2 separate regions of the Homo sapiens genome follow, and region 1 is linked to region 2. A link is a loop called in an ENCODE intact Hi-C map of the cell type or tissue named here. Cell type or tissue: Caco-2. All regions are shown on one strand. Links, peaks and the distances in the headings refer to the core of each region. The heading gives the core; the rest is flanking DNA.

What was found. Peaks named below come from ENCODE experiments on the same cell type or tissue, not always from the same donor. Only the 100,000 strongest peaks of a DNase experiment are listed, where the experiment ranks them.
Region 1: it touches region 2 in a loop (8-fold over the local background); 1 of 110 quality-filtered maps calls a loop at or near these places.

The regions. Positions count from the first base shown.
Region 1 is chr11:116,801,387-116,813,794 of GRCh38, forward strand. LNC-RHL1 (lncRNA regulator of hepatic lineages 1) reads right to left here. Exons shown (of 2, transcript XR_007062898.1): 2 at 11,523-12,067. Among named protein-coding and RNA genes, the nearest start is that of LNC-RHL1, 6.6 kb to the right of the region's middle. In Caco-2, for the core only: no CTCF peak of the experiment used is centred there; DNase peaks (open chromatin) are centred at 7,125 and 7,655; H3K4me3 peaks cover 321 bases.
Region 2 is chr11:117,066,184-117,078,591 of GRCh38, forward strand. The region is part of intron 1 of SIK3 (SIK family kinase 3); the gene reads right to left. It overlaps LOC124902763 (a long non-coding RNA gene), which reads right to left. Exons shown (of 2, transcript XR_007062899.1): 2 at 10,210-12,408. Among named protein-coding and RNA genes, the nearest start is that of SIK3, 26 kb to the right of the region's middle. In Caco-2, for the core only: no CTCF peak of the experiment used is centred there; DNase peaks (open chromatin) are centred at 5,308 and 6,546.

The sequences.
Region 1 (12,408 bases), core at 5,156-9,155, 260 kb before region 2:
TCAGTCTTGTCTTCTAAGAACTCAGATGTAAACTGTGAGGTAGCAGTCTTTACTTGGTGTTCCTGGACTCCATCTCAGAACGCACCAAAAACATCTATATGATTGTGGAGCCACTCTACATTGTTTCTACTGCTATCACCAGACCTTAATGGAGGTGTGGGTTTTTTAAAAATCAATATACATCTCAAATACATTTCAGAAAGAAAGGTGTTTATGCTTAACGCAGTGTTAAAACTATCCCAGCAAGAAAGTAGTAACCTGTGTAAGCATTTTTTTGTTTCTTTGCTTGTTTGTTTATTTGTTTTTGAGACAGGATCTCACTTTGTCACCCAGGCTAGAGTGCAGTGGCATGATCACAGTTCACTGCAGCCTCAACCTCCCAGGCTCAAGCAATCCTCCAGCCTCTGCCTCAAGCAATCCTCCAGCCTCTGCCTCCCAAGAATCTGTAGTTTCTGGGACTACAGGAGTGTCCCACAACACCCAGCTGATTTTTTATTTTTTTGGTAGAGAAAGGATCTCACTATGTTGCCCAGGCTGGCCTTGAACTCCTGGGCTCAAGCAATCCTCCTGCCTCAGCCTCCCAAAGCACTGGGATTACAGGCATGAACCACCATGCCTGGCCTTTTGTTTGTTTTGAAATAAGTTCTATTTGTCAAAAAGAAAGAGAATTAAATAGAACATCTATAAGTGAAAAAAATATAGTCATTATAATATAAAACACATTTAGCTACAGTTGGAGAGAGAATTAGTAAGCTAGAAGGTAGATCTGAGAAAATCACACAGAAAGAATCACAGAAATAAAAAGGAGGATATTGACCAGGCACGGTGGCTCATGCCTGTAATCCCAGCACTTTGGGAGGCCGAGGCGGGTGATATTGGCCAGGCATGGTGGCTCATGCCTATAATCCCAGCACTTTGGGAGGCCGAGGTGGGTGGATCACCTGAGGTCAGGAGTTTCAGACCAGCCTGGCCAATATGGTGAAACCCCGTCTCTACTAAAAATACAAAAATTAGCCGGGCGTGGTGGTGCATGCCTGTAATCCCAGCTACTTGGGAGACTGAGGCAGGAGAATAGCTTGAACCTGGGAGGCAGAGTTTGCCGTGAGCCAAGATCATGCAATTGCACTCCGTCCTGGGCCACAGAGCAAAACTCTGTCTCAAAAAAATTAAATATAAAAAGGAGGGTATGAATAGACGGTAAGAGACATGGAGGACAGAATGGGAGGTCCAATATATGCCTGTAGGATTTCCACGAAGAGAACACAGGGACTGTGGAAGAGGCAATATTCAAAAGATGATGGCTGAGAAATTTCAAACATTGAAGCAAGATGTGACCGGAATCCTCAGGTACAGGAAGCATCCTGAGTCTTGGTAGGAAAAATTAACACACAACCAAATGAGGACACATCGCAGGAATCTGCAGAACACTGAAGGCAATGGATATCTTAAAATCAACCAAAGAGAAAGACTAATGATCTACACACGAAGCATGATTAAACCGGCAACTGATTTATCATCAATGTACCTTCTAAAGACTGAAAGGAAATTAATGGCCAACCAAGACTTATACTCAGGTGAACTATTATTTGAGAGGAAGAAGTTAATTTCAGAGAAAGAGAGTTTACCACTCACAGATCCTCACTGAAAAGAACTACTAAAAATCTGAAAAGGAAACAGAACCCAGAAAAAAGGAATAGGATAGAAGGAGACATGGGGAGCAATGAAATTAGTAAACGTTTAGGTAAATCCAAAAAACATTAGTGAAAATACACACACACACACTTATGAGACTAGTTTTCACTAAAAATTGGTCAAATAGTGGCAATTTCATATAGTTCTACCTAACAAAAATGTATTTACACATAGTTTAGTTTGTGGGGGTTTTGTTTGCTTGTTTGTTTGTTTGTTTTTTGAGACAGGGTCTCACCGTTGCCCAGGATGGAGTGCAGTGGTGTAATCACTGCAGCCTCGACCACCCTGGGCTCAGATGATCCTCCCACCTCAGTCTTCTGAGTAGCTAGGACCACAGGCATACACCACCATGCCCAGCTAATTTTTATATTTTTTTGTAGGGACGGGGGTCTCGCTATGTTTCCCAGGCTGGTCTCGAACTCATGGGCTCAAGCGAGCTGCCCGCCTCGGCCTCAAAAGTGTTGGGATTACAGGTGTAAGCCACCCTACACCTGGCCAAGTTTATCTCATTTCCTACTGTACTCCCAGTGCCTAGACCAGTGCTTATCACATGGTAGGGAGGGCTCAAAAACATCTATTGATGAAGGGACTACTTTGGAGGAGGTGTTAAAAGTAATGAGGAACTAAAATATCAGACCGAAGCAACCTGGAAATGGGAAAGGAGAGATCAAAGTGAAAGCATTCAGCAGCCTTTGCATTATTCGGGAGGAAGATAGGGATATTGATTATCTATAGACTTTGTTAGGTCAGACAAGAATATTAAAATTTTAAGGATAACCCATAAAACGAATAGAAAGAATGGATAACTTTTAAACTAGTATATGGGGAAGAGAGACTAAAGAGCATCCGATTGACTTCTAGTAACGGACGGTGGATTAATTGCATGCATTAGCCTCTGCTGTTCTCTGAAATCTCAATAACGTGGCATTGAAGTGCACTTTTTACAAAATGCATAAACCCAAAGGGAAAATAGAAAAGGAGACAAAAATAACAACATTTGGGAAGCTGGAAAGCTTCCAAATGATCAAACGGTGGTGACAGGCACACCTGACATGAATTTTGAAGCAGCAGTGGAGAAAGCCAAGAAGGCCCCTGATTTTCACTACTAAACTCTCCAAATGCTCTGACATTAGTGTCAACATTCTTCTGGAAGAGTGGGTGGCAGTGGGACTAGAAATATGGCAGTTGGTCGAGAGTCTGTTTGAGAAGCAGCTGTTCTCTTCAACTCTACTTGGCTGGGTACCCCCAAAGCAGCAGAAAACCAGATGCTTATTCTCTCTGAAAAGGGTAAAAGAGTGGGACTCCGGCCTGGAGAAAACTAGGTATTGTTGGGGGCCAGGGTTTTTGTGCTAAGAAAAATTAAGGAAAACTTTATACATTAAATTTTGAGGCTGGGCACAGTGGCTCATGCCTGTAATCCCAACACTTTGAGAAGGCAAGGCAGGAGGATCGCTTGAGCCCAGGAGTTCGATACCAGCCTGGGCAATGTAGCGAGACCCAGTCTCTGCAAAGAATACAAAAATTAGCCAGGTATGGTGGCACCTGTGGTCCTAGCTACTCAGGAGGCTGAGGCAGAAGGATTACTTGAGCCCACGAGTTAGAGACCGCAGTGAGCCATGATCATGCTACTGCTCTCTAGCCTGGGCGACAGAATGAGACCCCATCTCAAAAATAAATTTTTTTAAAAGACTCCTCAGTTCACCATCTTTCCCCATATTGAAAATGGAACAACATTCTCCCTGAGAAATTTGGCTGGCCCAAGGAAATAGGCCTAAAGAAACTGACTTTTGGGGGTTCCCTGCTCTCCAGATGGTCCCTCCTAAATTGAACCATGGACTCAGGATTTCACATCAGCTTCTTCTAATTTATGCAGCTTTCTTCTAATTTACTGTGGGGTTTTTTCGGTGTTTTTTGTTTTGTTTTGTTTTTTGAGACAGGGTCTTGCTCTGTCATCCAGCTGGAGTGCAGTGGTGTGATCATAGCTCACTGCAGCCTCAAACTCCTGGGCTCAAGTGATCCTCCCACCTCAGCCTCCTAAGTAGCTGGGGCTACAGGCATGACCACCACACCTGGCTAACTTTTTAATTTTTTGTAGAGGTGGGGGTCTTGACATGTTGCTCAGGCTGGTCTTGAAATCCTGGCCTCAAGCGATCCCCCTGCCTCAGCCTCCCAAAGTGCTGGGATTTCAAGCATGTGCCACTGTGCCTGGCTAAGAATACTTAAAGGTGAAGTGAGAAGTTCACATGATGTCATATCAGGAGGTACACAATGGCTACTTGTCCCACTAATAGCAATCCTTAGTTTTTTCACTTCGTGAGGTGGTCACTAGCAGACCTCTTGGTTGGAAAGATAGGTTATTTCCCTTTGTAATTAACAAGTAACAGAATTGGGATACTTTGGCATCTTAAAATACCTTGGCAACCTGATGAACATAGCATACATTCAAGATTTTTGCCTGAATTAATTATTACATTAGAAGAGTTGCAGAATGAGAATGTTCTAATTCTACTATTTCTTTTATATATTTCAGCTGATGTTATTCTATGAAGAAAAGCTCCCTCATCAGTGAAGATGAACTGCACTTCTTTCTAAAGAGGCAATGTCAGACGGGCACGGTGGCCTATAATCCTAGCACTTTGGGAGGCCGAGGAGGGTGGATCACCTGAGGTCAGGAGTTCGAGACCAACCTGGCCAACATGGTAAAACCCTGTCTCTACTTAAAATACAAAAATTAGCCGGGCATGGTGGCACATGCCTGTAATCCTAGCTACATGGGAGGCTGAGGCAGAAGAATCGCTTGAACCTGAGAGGCAGAGGTTGCAGTGAGCTAAGATTGTACCACTGCACTCCAGGCTGGGTGACAGAGTGAGACTCTGTCTCAAAAAAAAACAAAACAAAACGAAACAAAAAAACAGTTGACAGTAGTTGTTTTTGTAGAGTGAAAAATAGAGGTGGGGGTTGAGATACTGCTGCTATTTTAAACTAACTTGTAGATCTGTTTGACTCTTTTTTAAAAAACAATTTTTTGGAGAGATGAAGCCTTGCTATGTAGCCCGGGCTGCTCTCAAACCCCTGGCCTCAAGTGATCCCCCTGTCTCGACCTCCCAAAGTGCTGGGGTTACAGACATAAGTCACCACACCTGGCTCTGTTTGACTCTTTATGTGCAGTTTGAACTTTTTAACTGAATTTTTTAAAAGGTGTGAAATTAGTCTTTAAAGGAACACAAAACCAACAGAGAAGCAAGCAGGAAGATACAAGAAGCAAAGAAATATCATAGTAAAATGAAAATACAAAATAATATGACATAAATAAAACAGTAATCACTATCAAATTAAATAGATTAAGTGAGCCCACAAGGCATTGTCTCTGGGACTAGTCCGCTGGGTCGAAGTCCTGCCACTTATTGGTTCTGTGACCTTTGGCAAATTAACTTCTCTGTGATTCCATTTCTTTCTTTTGTTTTCTTTCTTTCGTTTTTTTTTTTGAGACAGAGTCTCACTCTGTCACTCAGGCTGGGTGCAGTGGTGCAATCACCAATCACAACTTACTGCAGCCTCCACCTCCTGGGCCCACGCGATCCTCTCACCTCAGTCTCCTGAGTCCCTGGGAACACAGACATGTGCCACCCTGCCAAGCTAATTTTTAAATTTTTTGTAGCGATTGGGTCTCACTATATTGCCTAGGCTGGTCTCAGACTCCTGAGCTCAAGTGATCCTCCCGCCTTGGCCTCCCAAAGTGCTGGGATTACAGGCATGAGCCACTGCACCCAGCCTCAAACTCTGTAAAAGGGGAATAATGATAATACTTGCCTCATAGGGCTTGTGGGAAATAATGCTTTATTACTGTAGGTTAAAAAGCACACAAACATGCTTGACACAGTAGGTGCTACATCAGTTTACTATTGTTGTTGTTTTCAGATTGGATTTTATAAAAACTCTACTTATTTGCAATTTATAAGAGGCATACCTAAAATATAATGTCAGAGAAAGGTTAAAAAGTGGAGCCAGGGAAGGAATTTAAGAAGACATACCAGACCAATAGTAATCAAAAGAAAGCAGGTATGCAATGTAACATCAGAACAAATAAGCTTTGCTTATTTGGATTGATAGGGATAGATAGGATTGATAGGGATAAAGCAGATCATTATTTAATGATCAAAGAAGAAATTTGGCTGGGCGTGGTGGCTCACACCTGTAATCCCAGCGCTTTGGGAGGCCGGGGCAGGGGGATGGATCACAAGGTCAGGAGTTTGAGACCAGCCTGACCAAAGTGGTGAAACCCTGTCTCTACTAAAAATACAAAAAATTATCCGGGTGTGGTGGTGCATGCCTGTAGTCCCAGCTACTCAGGAGGCTGAGGCAGGAAAATCATTTGAACCGGGGAGGCAGAGGTTGCAGTGAACTGAGATCGCACCACTGCACTCCAGCCTGGGTGACAGAATAAGACTCTGTCTCAAAAAAAAAGAAAAAAGAAGAAGAAGAATAAATTCACTGGGAAGATAAAACAATTCTGAACCTGACAACATAGTCTCAAAATACGTAAAGCAAAAAGCCACTGAGTCCCAAAGAGAACTTGACAAATTTGGTAGGAGATTTTAATACCATTTCCTCAAACTGATGGAATCACAGAAAAAAAATATAAGAACAAGTCAGCAAACTTGATATGGAAAGAACAGCATCCCCACCTGAGAGTCAGCAGCCTCCATGCAGGAGGACCGAGGGGAAGCCAGGGAGCAGGGCAGCCTGAGCCAAGGCCAAGCCCAGTTGAGGACAGGAAGTGGAAGGAGGCACCTAGGAAGGCTGAAGATGCAGAGGAGTGTGTTCCAGAGGCAGTGGGAAAACTGGGAGGGAATAGTTCTCGGGATGTTGGATAGAGAGAATAAGCAAAGAACAATGCAGGAAGAAGAGTGGGGTGGGAGGCCGTGACCTTGCTAGAGAGCCTTATGTTTTGGGCTATGACCAGGGCTGACAGAAGTGTGAGGCATGGCGGGTTCAGAAGAGAGATCAATGATGCATCGCACATCTCTAAAGCTGATGAAGGCAGCAATTGGCACTGAGGCCAACCTGGTTGGGACTCAGAGAGGTGGGACACATATTGTGTGCCAGGCACCCTGCCACATCTTGGAGAGAATAAGACACAAACCCTCATCTAGTGGGTTGGGGAAATGATGCAGGGCTCAGTGTGGCTAGCGCGTTGGGGTGGGAAGCAGCCTGGGCACGCCCACAAGGCTCTCTGCCTTCCAGAATCTGGCCCAGTTGGGTTTGAAAAGATTTAATGACAATGAGCTCTCTATGGACCTACCTTGTGCCCAGTATTTACCTTTCTTATCTGTAACGCTCAAGTCAATACTCTAAGGTAGGAATTGTTATCCTCATTTTATTTACAGAGAAACTGGAGTTCAGAGAGATTCTTGCCCAAGGTCTTGCCCTGGGCCAATTCCAGGTCTATCTAACTCCAAAGTCCATGCTCAGTACACTGTCTCCTGCTTGGGAGCAAAGAGAGGACTTTGCTCCTAAGACCAGACCCATACCACAAAGAGCCTCAACACTTAACTACTGGGAGAAAACACCGTCCTAAGTAAAAAGCCAGGTGCTCTTCCCCTTACCCCAGGGGGTTTAGGATTTGGGAGAAAGAGGCCTGATGGAATATAGGGGTACCAGGTCCATGTGTTAACTGATCTGGGTACAAGAACAGTAACTCAAGGCCAGCCAGGGAAAGAACAGCCAAGCCGAGGCACAGCTGCCAAGTCATCACCTCTCGTTCCTTGTCCCACCATGCCTTGTCTCAGCACGAACATAACCCCCTCAGTTTCCCTCTTCTCCTGTCTCCTGCATAGGCAGAACCAGTTCTGAGTGATAGCCAGGACAGCAGGTCCTCGGGTCCTCAGGCTTGCCACTACAACCTGTTTACCCTGCGCAGACCATGATCCATCAGGTCGAGAAATGCCCCACTGCTAGATGTTTGTGTCAAAAATGCCTGCCGGTGGTGCAACAGCTGGGTGGGACCAGTGACGTGGACTTGAGTGCCACAAAATGTACCGAACACATTCTGAGTCAACATAGTGATGGTGTGCCAACTCCAGATAAAGATTTTCATTATTATTTGTTTGGGTTTTGTTTATATGTACTCCTCTTCATCACCAAAGATTTGAGGCTACAGAAAATGAAAATTGAAATGGTAATAAAAGAGAGGGGCTTGCAGAGAGGACCACAGGATGGGGAAAATAGAAATAATCGCAGAAAATCATGACCCGATGAAGAGCACAATCATAGAAGCACTAACAGATGACAAGGTTGCCAGATCTTCACCATTGGTTTTGGGTTTCGTGAAAACCCGCGAAGAGAGGGATTCAGTCAATTACATATTTTTTTTCCTTCTTTCTTTTATTTTTATTTTTTATTTTTTCTTGAAATGGAGTCTCATTCCGTCACCAAGGCTGGAGTGCAGTGGTGCAATCTTGGCTCACTGCAGCCTTCACCTCCTGAGGTTCAAGCCATTCTCCTGATTCAGCTTCCTGAATAGCTGGGACTACAGGCATGAACCACCATGCCTGGCTAATTTTTGTATTTTTAGTAGAGACTGTCACACGCGAGACAGGGTTTCACCATGTTTGCCAGGCTCTTGAACTACTGACCTCAAGTGACCCGCCCACCGCAGCCTCCCAAAGTCCTGGAATTACAGGCATGAGCCACCGTGCCTGGCTTGTTTTAATTTTTTATTATAAACAACACTGTGATGAACATCCACATAGCTAAATGCATGCATTCCATGATCATTTTCTTAAGATAATTTTTTTCTTATTATTTGTGTATTTATTTATTTATTTTTGAGACGGAGTCTTGCTCTGTCACCCAGGCAAGAGTGCAGTGGCACAATCTCGGCTTACTGCAACCTCCACCTCCCAGGTTCAAACAATTCTCCTGCCTCAGCCTCTTAAGTAGCTGGGATACAGGCACAAGCCACCAAGCCCAGCTAATTTTGTATTTTTAGTAGAGACAGAGTTTCGCCATGTTGGCCAGGCTGGTCGCCAACTCCTGACCTCAGGCAATCGCCTGCCTCGGCCTCCCAAAGTGCTGGGATTACAGGCGTGAGCCACCTCACCTGGCCTTAAGATACATTTTTGAAGGGAAGAACATTTTCTGTCCAAGTACATTCCTGTTCACAAACCCTTTTCCATAACACTGGAGACTTCCTGGGGAGGTTGGAACCAATGGCTTAGACTCCAAAGGAATGAATGTACCATAAAGCTTTCAGCAATCTTCTGTCAATGCTACTTGTATAGACTTCCAGACAAACATTGAAGATTGAATGCATGCATCTAATTTCACTTTTTTTTCCTGAAATCCTCCTGAAACTATAATGAAGAAATGTTTGGGAAAAGATGTAGCCAGGCACTGTGGCTTATGCCTGTAATCCTAGCACTTTGGGAGGCCAAGGTGGGCAGATCGCTTGAGTCCAGGAGTTTGAGACTAGCCTGGGCAACATGGCGAAACCCTGTCTCTACTGAAAAAATACAAAAAATCAGCCAGGCATGGCAGACCTGTAGTTCCAGCTACTCAGGGGGCTGAGGTGTGAGGATCACTTGAGCCTGGGAGGTAGAAGCTGCCGTGAGCCCTGATTGTGCCACTGAACTCCAGCCTGGGCGACAGAGTGAGACCCTGTCTCAAAAAACAAAAAAAAAAAAAAAAAAAAAAGAGACGGGATCGGGAAAAGGAAGAAAAGACCACAGCACAATTTTGGATGTTAGAAAGCAAATGGACCAGTTGTGACTGATTTAGCCGGCCTTGGGAATGCTGGTCATGAGCTGGCAGTGAGAAAAGATGAGTTCCAGCCTGACTTACACCGCTGGATTCTCAAAAGGCGAAGAGATGATAGTAGGGCTCCTGCCAGCCCACGCTGCACCTGTGTGTGCAATAGAAACAGCCTCCCCTTTCTCAAGACACTCTACAGCCGTCTGCCAGAAATTTGACATGATAAATATACAAATCTGTCATGTCTACCCTGTGAGGGAGGTGGCCTCAGAATGATACAGTGCACAGCTTGCACAGCCATATATGACTGTCCTGAATTGGGACACCAGTTTCTACTGAAAGTAGAGGTGACGGAGGAGGCTGTCATAAAACATGAAAGATTGGTTGAAACTATTTAAGGAGCAGTTAGAGCTTTAGCTTCCCTGTCTCACCTTAGTAGAAGACTGGAAGTTTATTCTCTTGAACGTCAGGCAGAGTTGAGGGCAGGAGACCTGTACTAGCAAGAGGATTAAATCAAAGTATACCCTCTGAAATGCTGAATCACCCTCCTGCTTCTTCCACTTGGCCCCAGGGACACTGTATTCAGGCCTTTACCCTCCAGGCAGAAGAGTGAAAGACATTTCTTAGGGGAATATGTCCAGCTCAAGAGGTAAGACCCAAAGATTTTCACAATGGGGTTCCCCAGCTAAACATCTCAGTGGATCACCCTGCAGTGACATTCATAGTCAATAAGTACTACGCACGTATTGGAGCTTCAAATCACCTTTAAAATCTCCCATTCTTTTCTTTTTTCTTTTTGAGACAGAGTCTCGCTCTGTCACCCAGGCTGGAGTGCAGTGGTGCGATCTCGGCTCACTGCAAGCTCTGCCTCCCGGGTTCACGCCATTCTCCTGCCTCAGCCTCCTGAGTAACTGGGACTACAGGCACCTGCCACCACGCCTGGCTAATTTTTTGCATATTTAGTAGAGACAGAGTTTCACCATGTTAGCCAGGATGGTCTCGATCTCCTGACCTCGTGATCCACCCACCTTGGCCTCCCAAAGTGCTGGGATTACAGGCGTGAGCCACCGCTCCCAGCCCAAATCTCCCACTCTTAAACTTAAGCAACCAAGGATTACCAGTCATTTGAGGAAAGATTCTAACATGAAAGATAGAGACCCAAAACAAACAAATATTTAAAAAGGAAGTTAGAGAAAACTGAGAATATACAGAAAGAAGAACATTGAAAAATGCCATTAATAACATCAGAGAATGAAAAGATTACATTGATTAAACAAGAACAGGATAGTATAAAAAGACCTTCACAGAATAACAATAACAAAAACTCTTAGAAATTAAAAAAAAGATAGTAGAAATAAAAACTGAATAGAGAGTAAAGAAATAGTTCAGAAAGGGAGAGCATGTAGAGATTGAAGTAAGAACAAAGATAAGAAAATGAGAGGATCCACGCCGGGCGCAGTGGCTCACGCCTGTAATCCCAGCACTTTGGGATTTAATATAAATATATTAAATATTTTAAATAATATAATTTTAAATAATATAAATATATTAAATATATTAAATATTTAAATATATTAAATATTTAAATCTTTTTGTCTTGCTGAGTTGTATGAGATATATATATATTTATATATAAATATAGATATAAATACATATAAATATAAAAATATATATATATCTCATACAACTCAGCAAGACAAAAAGATTTATTAAATTCATTCAGTCAACAAATATTTATTGAATACCTACTAAGTTCTAGTCATCATGCTAGGCACTGACTGTTCAAGAATAAACATAGACAAGACTTCTGCCCTTTCAGAAACCAGCCAAGATTCTTCAACCCAAGGCAGCTGTGAAGTATAACACATCTCTGGCTCAATTTTCTCCATATGGTTTGGGGTTCCATGAATGAGTCTGTGGGAAGATTTCCTGTACGTAGAATGCATGTATAAAGGAATAATTATTCTATGGTTCGAAAGAGAAAAAAAGTAAGATCAAAGTGTAGAAGCTATGTTAAGAAAGATTCCAGTTTAATGATTTTTGAAAGAGCAGTAAAAATAAGACCAAGATGTGGAAGCTGTATTGAGAAAGATCCAATTTAATTCTAATAATCTTTAACAGAATTGCCCAAAGATAGAATGAATTGTTTTGAGAGATGGTACAGTTAGCTGTCAGTGGGAGTGTTCAATACTAAGCAAGATTCACTCGCTCAACCATTGAGTGATGACCACATGCAGGCACTGTGCTAGGCTCTCTGTATTTTCAGTAAGCTATTGTTGTACAACAAAGCACCCTAAAACAGTGTCTTAGAACAACAGTAAATGTTTATGATCTCTCACAAAGTCTGTGGGTCAGCAGCTTGGCTGTGTGTTTCTGGTTCAGAGTCTGTCATGAGGTTGCATCTGAAGGCTTGGCTGAGGCTGGAGGATCTGTTTCCAAGGTGAATCACTTTACATGGCTGGCAAGTTGGTGCTAGCTGTTTGGAAGGGGCTTCAGTTCCCCCCTGTGTTGACCTCTTCACAGGGCTGCTTGCACGTCCTCCCAACATGGCAGCTATCTTCCCTCAGAATGAGTGATCCAAGAGAAATCAAGGTAGGTGCCACAATGCCCTTTATGATCTAGACTTAGAAGTGAAATACCATGACATAGCCTATTGATCACACATCAGCCACCATTGTGAGGGCTAGCTACCACATCCTGCAAATACAATGATGAACAAACAAATGGTGTGCCTGAGCTCGAGGGCTGTTAGCCTAGAGTTAAGATCATTCCTTAAATGATATCAAAGGAATTAGGGCTGAGAGACAAGGTTGTTCCCTCCAACCCTAATGCCCTGTGATCTTATGATTCCAGGTCCTAGGTCTTTTGTTCCCATATCACCAATCCATTATCTCAGAACCAGCAGCTCACCAAACCCTCGCTCCTCAGATGTGGGCCATTCGGGGGTTTTTATTGTGCCCCTGC
Region 2 (12,408 bases), core at 4,704-8,703:
TCAGCCTCCTGAGTAGCTGGGATTACAGGCACACGCCACCATGTCTGGCTAATTTTTGTATTTTCATAGAGATGAGGTTTCACCATGTTGGTCAGGCTGGTCTCAAACTCCTGACCTTAAGTGATCCACCCAACTCGGCCTCCCAAAGTACTGGGATTACAGGCGTGAGCCACCGCACCTGGCCTCTAAAAACTCTTGCTCTTCAAAAGACACTGCTGAAAGAATGAAAAAATAAGCCATGGAATCGGAAAAAAAAAAAATCTTTGCAAAGCGTAAAGCATTTATATAACACAGGACTTGTATCCAGGATATATAAAGAATTCTCAATATTCAACTATAAAGAAACAATCCTTTTTTTTTTTTTTTTGGAAAGACAGGGTCTTGCTCTGTCACTCAAGTTGGAGTGCAATGGCACCATCACAGCTCACTGCAGCCTTAAACAGCTAGGCTCAAGTGATCCCCCCACCTTAAACTCCTGAATAGCTGGGACTAAAGGCACATGCCAAGCACCCAGCTAATTCTTAAGTTTTTTGTAGAGACAGAGTGTCGCTTGTTGCCCAGGGTGGTCTCGAACTCCTGGCTTCAAGTGGTCCTCCCACTTTGGCCTCCCAAAGTGCTGGGATTACAGGCATGCATGAGCCACTGTGCCCGGTCAGCCCATTTCTTTTAATGAGCAAAAGATCTGAACAAATGCTTCACCAAAGAAGATACACAGCATGAAAATAAGTACATAAAAAGATACTCAATATCATTAGTCATTAGGGAAATGTAAATTAAAACCACAAGATACCATGACACAACTATTGGAACAACTAAAATTTAAGATATATCATTTTAGCAATGGTAAGGATTTAAAGCAACTAGAACTCTCCTATCTCATATATTGCTAAAGAGAATATAAAATGGTACGGCAACTTTGGAAGACAATTTGGCAGTTTCTTTAAAAGTTAAACATAAACCTACCAACCATATGACCCAGCCATTCCACTGTAAGGTATTTACCTAAGAGAAATGAAAACATACATCTACGCAAAGCTGTACATGAAGTTCATAACAGCCTTATTCATAAAAGCAAGAAAACCAGACACAATCCAAATGTTCATCAATAGGTGAATGAATAAACAAATCTTGTTACATCCATACAATGTAACACTACTCAGATTACCACTCAGCAATAAAAAACAACAAACTCTGATACAAACAACAATAAATGAATCTTAAAGAATGCTGATGAAAGAAGAGTACATCCTAGATGAGGCCATTTATATGAAATTCCAGAAAAAGCAAAACTAACCTATGGTGACAGCAAATCAGTGGTTTTCTGGAAGTGGAGGAGGATGAGAATGAATGCAAACAGTGCTACTGTAACTTTCTGCGAGACTGAATTGTTCTGTATCTTGATTGTATGGTTATTAAATGGGTGTGTATATTTGTCAAAATTCAAATTGTAAACTTAAAATGGTTCAATCTTATTGAATGTAAATTATGCCTCAATAAAGTTGATTAAAAATATCAAAATGTGGCCAGGCACGGTGGCTCATGCCTGTAATCCCAGCACTTTGAGAGGCCAAGGCGGGAGGATCACTTGAGGTCAGGAGTTCGAAACCAGCCAGGCCAACATGGTGAAACCCCATCTCTACTAAAAATACAAAAATTAGCTGGGCATGGTGACAGGCACCTGTAGTCCAAGCTACTGGGGAGGTTGAGGCAGAATCGCTTCAACCCGGGAGGCGGAGGCTGCAGTGAGCCGAGATCGCGCCACTGCACTCCAGCCTGGGCAACAGAACAAGACCCTGTCTCAAAAATAAATAAATAAATAATTTGTAAAAAATAAATATTAATTCTGGTCCCTGAATAACTTTTGGAACACTGTGGAAATAACAAATTTATGTTAAAAAGAATGTAAAGGCTACAAAGTCAAGTTATACTCTCTATGCAAAAGCCTGCAACTAAGAATACACAATATTATCATCAAACCAAATTAATAAATACTTAGGTAGCTTAAGGGTCAAAAATGGTTCCCCACACCCCAAAAATGGCTCCTTAAGGTCTATAAGATCAAGCCCAAATGTCTCAACTAAAAATTCATGTCCTTTATGAAATGACCCCATCCTACCCATCAAAAATATCTTCTGTTCCCCAATCCAAATTCATCTATTCTCCACCAAACATAGTATTTTCTCTCCCTGGAATGCTATCCCCATATTACTGTCAGCAATTCAACTTTCAATGTTGTTTAAAGATGATCCGAACATCCACTGGCCTAATAAAAAATGTCTTTGTGGTCTGGCATGATGGCTCATGCCTGTAAACCTAGCACTTTGCGAGGCCAAAGTAGGAGGGTCACTTGAGCCCAGGAGTTTGAAACCAGCCTGGGCAATATAGCGAGACCCTATCTCTAAAGTAATACAAAAATTAGCTGGACAGGTGGCGCATGCCTGTAGTCCCAGCTACTCAGGCAGCTGAGCCCAGGAGGCTGAGGCTGCAGCGAGCCCAAGCGGTTGAGGCCACAGTGAGCCATAAATGCACCACTGCACTCCAAACTGGGTGACAGAGTGAGACCCTGTTTCAAAAGAAAAGCCTTTGGTTATTCCTAACCCAAAATGTTCTTTCCTTTCTCTAGAATTTCTTATGTTTGGCCAGAACTATAAAATATGACATATAATTTTAAACCACATTTTCCTATTCTCTAATTATGTTTTGCTTTTTAAATCTTATTTCTTCACCTATAAGGAGGAAGAGCCTTAAAGATGGGTAGTATGACTCCTACCCTGTTGTAACTTACCACACTGCTGGGAAAATAGCAGGGCTTGTTCTCTCAGTGATGCTGCACTACAGATAGATTGAAACTTAAGGGGATGGAAATCTAAACTGCATTCCCATTTGGAAACATCAGCATGAATCTATGGCTTTACTTGCCCATCTAAAATTAGAGAGAAAGAAGATAAAGGGGTAGGCTTGACAATTCTGCCAGTTCTGGTAGTTGTTAAGATTTTTTTTTGGGGGGGGGGGGGTTTGTTGTTGTTATTTTATGGAAATTTTCAAACATATATATAAGTAGAAAGAAATAATACAATGTGCCTCTTGTACCCATCAGCCAGCTTAGACAGTTATAAATAAATACATGGCCATTTTATCTATACTGCTGACCACTTCTTCCTTTCCCCCAGCAAATCTCAGACACATTCCGTCATCCATATGTATTTCAGTATATATTTCTAAAAGGTAAGTACTTTTTGTCTGCAATATGACCACCATACTACTGCCCCATCTGAAGAGAATAATTCCTTAACATCAGATACCCAGTCAATGTTCAAACTGCCCCAATTATCATATAAGTTTTTTAGCAACTGGTTTGTTCAAATCACCATCTAGAATTATTTCAGAGGGAAATAACGGTTTCCTTGTCTCCTGCTCTGTGGTCTTTTACCCCTTCAATTTCATATACTTACCTTCTTAATTTTTAAGTGTAGGCAAAAGAGCATTTCCTTCCCCCAGTACCCTCTATTCTCCTTCTTAATAAAGAATATATCCCTTCTATTTCCAATATTGAAGTTTGCCATTACCTCAGAGCTTTTAGCACATTCAGAAAAACATTTAAGTCAATCACACAGCCTCCCTCCTTCACATTTAAGTCGCCACATTCATTTACTACTCAGGAAGAGTTTTGATCTCTAACATCATAAAATGTAAATAATGTTGGCCCATTAAAAGATTATTTTCTATTTCTAAAAATCTTTATGAGAAATTCGATTTTGATCTTTAAGTTATTACATTCTCCGCTTCCCATTTTAGGTGAGTTACTTTTAACACTTCATGAACTAAGGCATAGTGATAGGGCATTTAAGCCCAAAAGATTACAACATGCTACTAAGAGATCAACATTAGCTTAGCTCTATTCCTTAGTCATGAAATGCATCCCTCATTATAATGTCACAAGGAGAACTAGATGAGAAGCTATGCAATGGTAACCTCAAATACAACCCCTTCACTAGAAAACAATATAAATGCAAATAGTGAATCAGTAAGGTCATTTCCACTCATTTTTAGCACAGATTAACAGAAGCAGATAACAAATATTAGGCAAACAACTAGAAGGAATTTTTTTAAAGGGATAATCTACCAGGCATGGTCGCTACTGCCTGTAATCCCAGCTACTCAGGAAGCTAAGATAAGAAGATCACTTGAGCCCAGTAATTCAAGGCTGCAGTGAGCCATGATTGTGCCACTTTACTCCAGCCTGGATGACTGAACAATACCTTTTTTTTTTTTTCTTTTTTGAGACAGAGTTTCACTCTTGTCGCCCAGGCTGGAGTGCAATGGCACGATCTCGGCTCACTGCAACCTCCATCTCCTGGGTTCAAGAGATTCTCCTGCCTCAGCCTCCTCAGTAGTTGGGATGACAGGCGCCCGCCATCACACGAGCTAATTTTTGTATTTTTAGTAGAGACAGGGTTTCGCCATGTTGGCCAGGCTGGTCTCGAACTCCTGACCTCAGGTGATCCACCCGCCTCTGCCTTCCAAAGTGCTGGGGTTACAGGTGTGAGCCACTGCGCCCGGCCCTTTTTCTTTTTTTTTTTTTTTTTGTGACGAAGTTTCACTCGTGTTGCCCACACTGGAGTACAATGGTGCGATCTCAGCTCACCACAACCTCCGCCTCCCGGGTTCGAGCAATTCTCCTGTCTCAGCCTCCCTAGTAGCTGGGATTACAGGCCCCCGCCACCACACCTGGCTAACTTTTTGTCTTTTTAGTAGAGACGGGGTTTCACCATGTTGGCCAGGTGATCCACCCACGTCGGCCTCCCAAAGTGCTGAGATTACAAGCGTGAGCCACTGCGGCCAGCCCAATACCATTTCAAAAAAGAAACATAAAATAAAACAAAATAGAAAATAAACTAAAAAGCAAGGCATTATCTCATCACTACTTCTAAGTCCCAAGAGCTACTAGTAACTTCAACATTCAGCAGGGCAGACTGAAATCAAAACCTTTGGGCTCAGTATTGCAAAAAAAAAAAAAATAACATGACAGTCTCTGTCCTTAAGGAACTATACTCTAGCCAGTAAAACAAGATATTTAAACAATTAGCCCACAGTATAAGAAATTATATCAATAAATGCTAAATTGTATGAATCAGATTTAAAGTAGCATAGGTCAAAGGGATAGGTTTGCAAGGGCCAAAGAAGTCAAAGGACTACATGAAGATCGGGCTTCCACTGAACCTTGAAGGCAGGGCAGACTAGATAAGTAACACTAGGATAAACTGCAAGCTCATAAGGACAGAGGCCATGCCTCTCTCTCTTGCTTACCAACGAATCCCAATGTCTGGCACAGTGCCTAGAACACAGTGACACTCAAATATTTGTAGATGAAACAGAAGGATAAATAGAAGGAAGAAGGGGAAGAAGAAGGGAGGGGAAAAGAGAAATTCCAAGAGTTGTTGTTTTGTTTTGTAAGACAGGGTCTCGCTCTGTCCTCCAGGCTGGAATGCAGTGGTTTGATCATGTTCACTGCAGCCTCAACCTCCCAGGCTCAAGCAATCCTCTCACTTTGCCTATTGAGTAGCTGGGACTACAGATGTGTGCCACCATGCTTGGTTAATTTTTTTTTTTTTTTTTTTTTTTCAGGAGAGAGAGAATCTCCCTATGTTGACCAGGCTGGTCTAGAACTCAAGGAATCCTCCCACCTCAGCCTTCCAAAGTACCGGGATTACAGGTGTGAGCCACCACACCCAGCCAAGAGTTGTGTTTGTTTGTTTGTTTTAATGAAAGATTAAATGTGGCAATATAATGAGGCAGTGAGGAAACACACACTGGTGAAAAATAAGGTAAAACAGGTAGAATTAACTCAAATCACTGATGGTTTTAAAGTTCGCCAAATGAGGTTTAATATTTAATCTCAAATACTAAAATGACTATATCCACAGCCAGGCGTGGTGGCTCACACCTGTAATCCCAGCACTTTGGGAGGCCAAGGTGGGCAGATCACCAGAGGTCAGGAGTTCGAGACCAGCCTGGCCAACATGGCAAAACCCCATCTCCACAAAAAATACAAAAATTAGCCAGGCCTGGTGGCATGTGCCTGTAATCCCAGCTACCAGCGAGGCTGAGGTAGGAGAATCGCTTGAACCAGGGAGGCAGAAATTGCAGTGAGCCCAGATCATGCCACGGCACTCCAGCCTGCACAAGAGCAAAACTCCGTCTCAAAAAAAATAAAAATAAAAATAAAAATAAAATAACATGACTGTGTCCAAAAAGCATATTGTTACATTTCCACTTTTAAAAACTACTAACTAAAAGTGTAAACAGCTATTTTCACTAAGATAGCTATTCATCTTTTAATATCATCGGGCAAACCTGGAAAATGTGCTAACATTTCTCCAGAGGCGAACCCATACCACTCGCTAATACATATGAAAGATTTTGTCCCTAATATTTTTACTATCTGAAAATGTGAATGGGTTATCACTAAGGTCATCCTCTTTGGTAGTTGTGTAATCAAATGGCTGAGGCTTACCACAATTAAGGCAAGAGACAAGAGAATGTAACCCAGCAGAAAGCCAGTGACTAATGCTGAGTCACAGTTTCCAAGTGATTATTTAACCAAAATGTCAACCTCTCATACTAACAATTCCCTACAATGGTGGCTGAAAGTAGATCAAAGGTATTATCCAAAAAGTATACATCAGTATTTTGCAGGATAATGCTAAGGGATTGAGGCCAGTAAAGTCTAGTTGGACCTAGCATTTATAAGCCCAAATTTGCTAAGTCAAGGAGATTCTTACCTCCTCAAACTTTACAGTGGGAGAAGAATTCATGATTATGTTGATCTCAGTATACTTGGATCCTCCAGATAACACCCTCTTGCCAAAAAGTTCCAGGTCCTGGCTACTACCAGCTACAGTCTTTAGTGGCAGCTATATAATCTCAATATAGAAGGACTTTAGAAAGAAAAACCTAATGAGGGAAGGGAGCATTGGAAATTTTATCTTAAGGCTCTACATATGCACAGCAAGTGCATTACTTAAATTATATACACATTCATCATGAGTTTGCGAGCTCTCAACATCTCCAATGCTCATTTTCCTTAGCATTCCTTCTACTCTTTCAGCCCAAATCATCCATAACAGACAAGTTGTCTGGTTACATGCTAACACTCATCCATACTCATACTTTCTGGTTATGTACAGCTGTGATTAGAATTCTACTGTCCAATTTTGATGCCTAATACCTGGTATCGTGGAAAGAACAAGAGCCCTGGAGTCATATAGACCTACTTATAAATCTCAGCTCTACCACTTACAAGGTAAAGAACTTTGGACAAGTTACCTAAGTGAAGCTCATTTTTCTCAATAGAAATTAGGTAAAACAATAGTTACTTTGTAAAAAGCTGTTGAAGGCTAGCAAGAATTATATGAAGTATACAGAACATAGGAGGCACTTAGCATACAGCAATTAAGATGGAAGTCTATTGACCAGACCTACACACAGGTTTCCAAATAGTATTAACTATATAATGAAAGCATGAATCAGCTTCACACGTCCTTGTCTCTCTACTCCCAGTTGTAAGATGACTTAACTGCTCCTCCGGAGGAAGAAGGCTGTTTCTCAGTCCTCAGTCTTAAGCCAAAATTGACTAACATTACAGTTATCTCCTTACCATTAACATGTTTGCTACCACAGCTGCTAAGAAAATTTTATGTTTTCACTATGGCCTATGTTCTTGTTTTATGGTCTTGACCAATATTTTTAAGAGACAGGGTCTTGCTCTGTTGCCAAGGCTAGAATGCAGTGGCACAATCATAATTCACTGCAGCCCTGAACTCCTGGGCTCCTACCTTATCCTTCCTAGTAGCCCAGCCTCCTTAGCAAATCGTGAATGCTGTTTCACTCTCAGTCTATTCTAGGGAGCTCTGACAGTCCCCAGCTTCTCCAGAACTACCACTCTTTGGCTTACCATACTACTGTACTCCAAGATGGCAATCAAACCATAGTGCTCTGCCAGTGCCTAAGTGCCTTTATGTCCCTGTAACAGGCTGATGTCCAGTTCCACTTACTCCTAGCAAACAGGATCCCAATTTCTAGAATGACAGATACATCCCTATCTCAAGCTTGCCCCACCTAGGTCTACTTCCTCTTATTTTCCCACCCCCACTTCCCTACAGCCCCACAACAGTATATGTATTTTGGGTAAAGTAGACAGATACTCAAATAGGAGTCAGAAGACCTTGGTTCTACCTCTACTTCTGCCACTTTACTAGTTATGAAGTGATAAAATGTTGTACTTACCTTACAGGAAGGCTCAAATAGACATTTATGAACATGTTCTATAGATGTATTATTATTATAAGTATAGCAAGTTTCTATTATGACAATATTTACTTGTCAATATAAAACCCTAACATATTTTTTTAAATCCTCTAGCATTGTTTTATTAGCAACAGCTTAGAAACAACTCAAGGCCAGGCGTGGTGGCTCACGCCTGTAATCCCAGCACTTTGGGAGGCCCAGGCAGGAGGATTCCCTGAGGTCAGGAGTTTGGGACCAGTCTAGCCAACATGGTGAAACCCTGTCTCTACTAAAAATACAAAAAAAAATTAGCCAGGTGTGGTGGCATGAGCCTGTAATCCCAGCTACTGAGGGGACTGAGGCAGGGAAATTGCTTGAACCAGGGAGGTGGAGGTTGCAGTGAGTCAAGATCGCGCCATTGCACTCCAGCCTGGGTGACAGAGAGAGACTCCGTCTCAAAACAAAAAAAAAAAACAACTCAAATGAAATATCTAAAAAATATATATAATACATCCTTTCATTGGAATACCACGTAGCTTTTTTAACATTAGATACGAGAGTGAAAAAAGTAAGATGCAGACTATTGTATATTATTTACTATAATTTGTGTTAAAAGAGGAAATAAGTAGTAGATATTTACATTTACTTCTATACACATAAACTATCTCAAGACATATAAGACACAGATAATATCAACTGCCCCTGGGAAGGGAAATCTGGATGATCATGGGGTATGTGTGAACAGGATACTTTTCACTGTATTTCACTCTTCTTTAGCTTTTATGATTTTGAACCTAATAGTTCCCTAAATGGGGTAGGCATAGCATCTCCTCATACAACTATAAACCTGAGAAATAAGCTGAACCATTAATGAGGATGACAGCATATCTGACAACTCATTTCCTGGGCCAGCCTCAAACTCACAATTACCACCACCTAAAACAAATTACATTCCCTTCCATGATCTCACCAAGTAACAAGAGTTAATTTATTCCTTCTAGGCAAACTTCCTGACTTGCTATACGTATCTATGTGCTATGTATATCCACATTCTATGTTATTGATTATTTTTTTTTCTTTTTTTTTTTTTTTGAGGAATCTCAGCTCTGCTGCCCAGGCTGGAGTGCAGTGGCACGATCTCGGCTCACTGCAAGCTCCGCCTCCCAGGTTCACGCCATTCTCCTGCTTCAGCCTCCCAAGGAGCTGGGACTACAGGTGCCCGCCACCACACCTGGCTAATTTTTTTTTTATTTTTAGTAGAGATGGGGTTTCACAGTGTTAGCCAAGATGGTCTCGATCTCCTGACCTTATGATCTGCCCACATTGGCTCCCAAAGTGCTGGGATTATAGGCGTGAGCCACCAAGCCTGGCTTTTTTTTTTTTTTTTTTTTTTTTTTGAGACAGTTTTTTGCTCTTGTTGCCCAGGCTGGAGTGCAATGCACGATCTCGGCTCACTGCAACCTCCACCTCCTGGGTTCAAGCAATTCTCCTGCCTCAGCCTCTCTAGTAGCTGGGATTACAGGCGCCTGCCACCATGGCTGGCTAATTTTTGCATATTTAGTAGAGACGGGGTTTCACCATGTTGGCCAGGCTGGTCTCCAACTCCTGATCTTAGGTGATCCACCCACCACAGCCTCCCAAAGTGCTGGGATTACAGGTGTGAGCCACTGCACCCGGCCAGTTACTGATACTCGTAAAACTTACCGTTGCAGGGTTCCATCACAAGCCTTGGAAGAGCTCTCTAAATCAGAACACTTCCTACCTTCAGGGCCTGTTGAGGATCCATTCCAATGCTAACTTTTCTGAACCAAGGACTGAGTTCTCCCTCTTAATCACTCAAGATTCACCACAGGACCCCAGCAAATCATTAATTTGAACTCCAATGATTAAATGAGCACAATGCAGACCATCCCCCTATTTACAGAAGAGTAAATTATGTTAATTTCTTCAATTTAGCAGAAAGGCATTCTTCCGAAACCTTTCAGAACAACTGTTATTTACCAATTTACCAAGGCAACATTCTCCCAAAATAAAATTTTAAATGATATTGCCTTAAACACAATTTTTTTTTTTTCGAGATGGAGTCTCACTCTGTCACCCAGGCTGCAGTGCAGTGGCGCGATCTTGGCTCACTGCAACCTCCACCTCCCGGGTTCAAGCAATTCTCTGCCTCAGACTCCCAAGTAGCTGGGATTACAGGCACCCGCTAATTACCATACCCGGCTAATTTTTGTATTTTTATTTTGTATTTTTAGTAGAGACGGGGTTTCACCATATTGGCCAGGCTGGTCTTGAACTCCTGACCTCATGATCCACCCGCCTCGGCCTCCCAAAGTACTGAGATTACAGGCATGAGCCACTGCACCCGGCTGCCTTAAACATAATTTTAATTATTCTGGAATGAGACCAGGTGTGGCTGCTCATGCCTATAATTCCAGTGCTTTGGAAGGCCAAGGTAGGATAACTGCTTCAGGCCAGGAGTTTGAGACCAGCCTAGGCAACAAACCGAGACACTGTCTATACTAAAAATAAAACCACTAGCCAAGTGCAATGGTGTGTGTCTGTAGTCCTAGCTATTCAGGAAACTGAGATGGGAGGATCACTTGAGCCCAGGAGTTTGAGGTGACTGTGAGCTACAATCACACCACACTGCACTCTGGCCTGGTCAACAGAGCAAGACCCTGTCTCTAAACAAAACCAAAAAACCATTCTGGAATGACATGACAGGACATGAAACACTGCTCAAAACAGCAGCTAATGCTACCTCCATTCTTGCTCCCTATGGCAAGCAGGTTATTTTTGGACCTAGCCTATGAAGCAGCACTTTGTTGACTATGAGCTTCATCCTCTGAATATTCCTTTCACATTCAACCTTGGTCCTCGCTTTCTGGTGCCGAGCTCCAAAACCTCAATGGAATACATAATGAAATGTTGGGTTACTTTAGGGCAAAAGGTTAAGCCTACAAAAGCTTTCTAATTGGGAAATCTCTTCCATGAAAGCATACAGAAATTTGCTGACTCTTTCTTTTCCTAATAGCTATTTGCTTTCTTTGGAAAAAATCTTCAGTCAAACACAAAAGCCAACTACCTAGCAAAGCTCAAATACAGACAGGTGTTTTGCAAGCACAGTAAATCTCAAGGGTAACAAATCAACAAGAGATAATATCTACTAATAAGCTGCTTATTGCTGTGCTGGGAGAGTTAACTGCCTAAAAATCTCTCAGTTAAGACTAGCATTGAGGAAAAAAAAAATTGTAATACAACTAAAAGAAAAACAAGCTCATTTTCTACCCAGAGAAAATGTGCAAAGGGAAGAACCCCTGTAAGTCAACTATTCTGCTACATAAAAACCTTTTATTCCAGAGTTATTTTCAGTGTCACTTAATTCCAGGGTGGAGACTAAGGGTCCCAAACAAACCTGTGTGTGTATGTGTGTATTTTTCTAGCTTAATAATTCTAAAATCCACGGTTAGGCTTTTTCAGGAAAGTCTGAAAGTCACAAAACCCCTATTATGCTCTTTGAGAACAGAATGGGTAATCATGTGAAAATACATTTGTAAATTAGCAGTTATTTAGAATAAACAATTTCAATTGCAAAGAAAGCAAGGATTTTATCACATTAGGCATGCCTTGTTCCATTAGCTCAGTTCCCTAGACCTTAAACTTCTCTGATGCTCACAAGACCCTGAAGTTGGTTCCTACATGAGAAAGACATTACAGAAAATCCCAAGAGAATGCTGTATTTCAGAGTTTAAGAATTTCTGATGTTCTACAGAGAAAGGAGGCTACACTAAAGAATAAGAAAGTGATTATTCAGCAATGTTATCTGAACTTAATGCAAGTCACATCCAATGAATCAGTCAAATACTGCATGCCACAGGAAGGTAACGTGTCATGCACAAGGTGGGAGGATCAAGGTGGCTAAACTGAAATCTGCATAACACCTTTTTTTTTTTTTTTTTTTTGAGACGGAGTCTTGCTTTGTCACCCAGCTGTAGTGCAGTGGCATGATCTTGGCTCACTGCAACCTCCACCTCCCTGGTTAAGCAAGTCTCCTGCCTCAGCCTCCCAAGTAGCTGGGATTACAGGCCCAGCTAATTTTTTTGTATTTTTAGTAGAGAT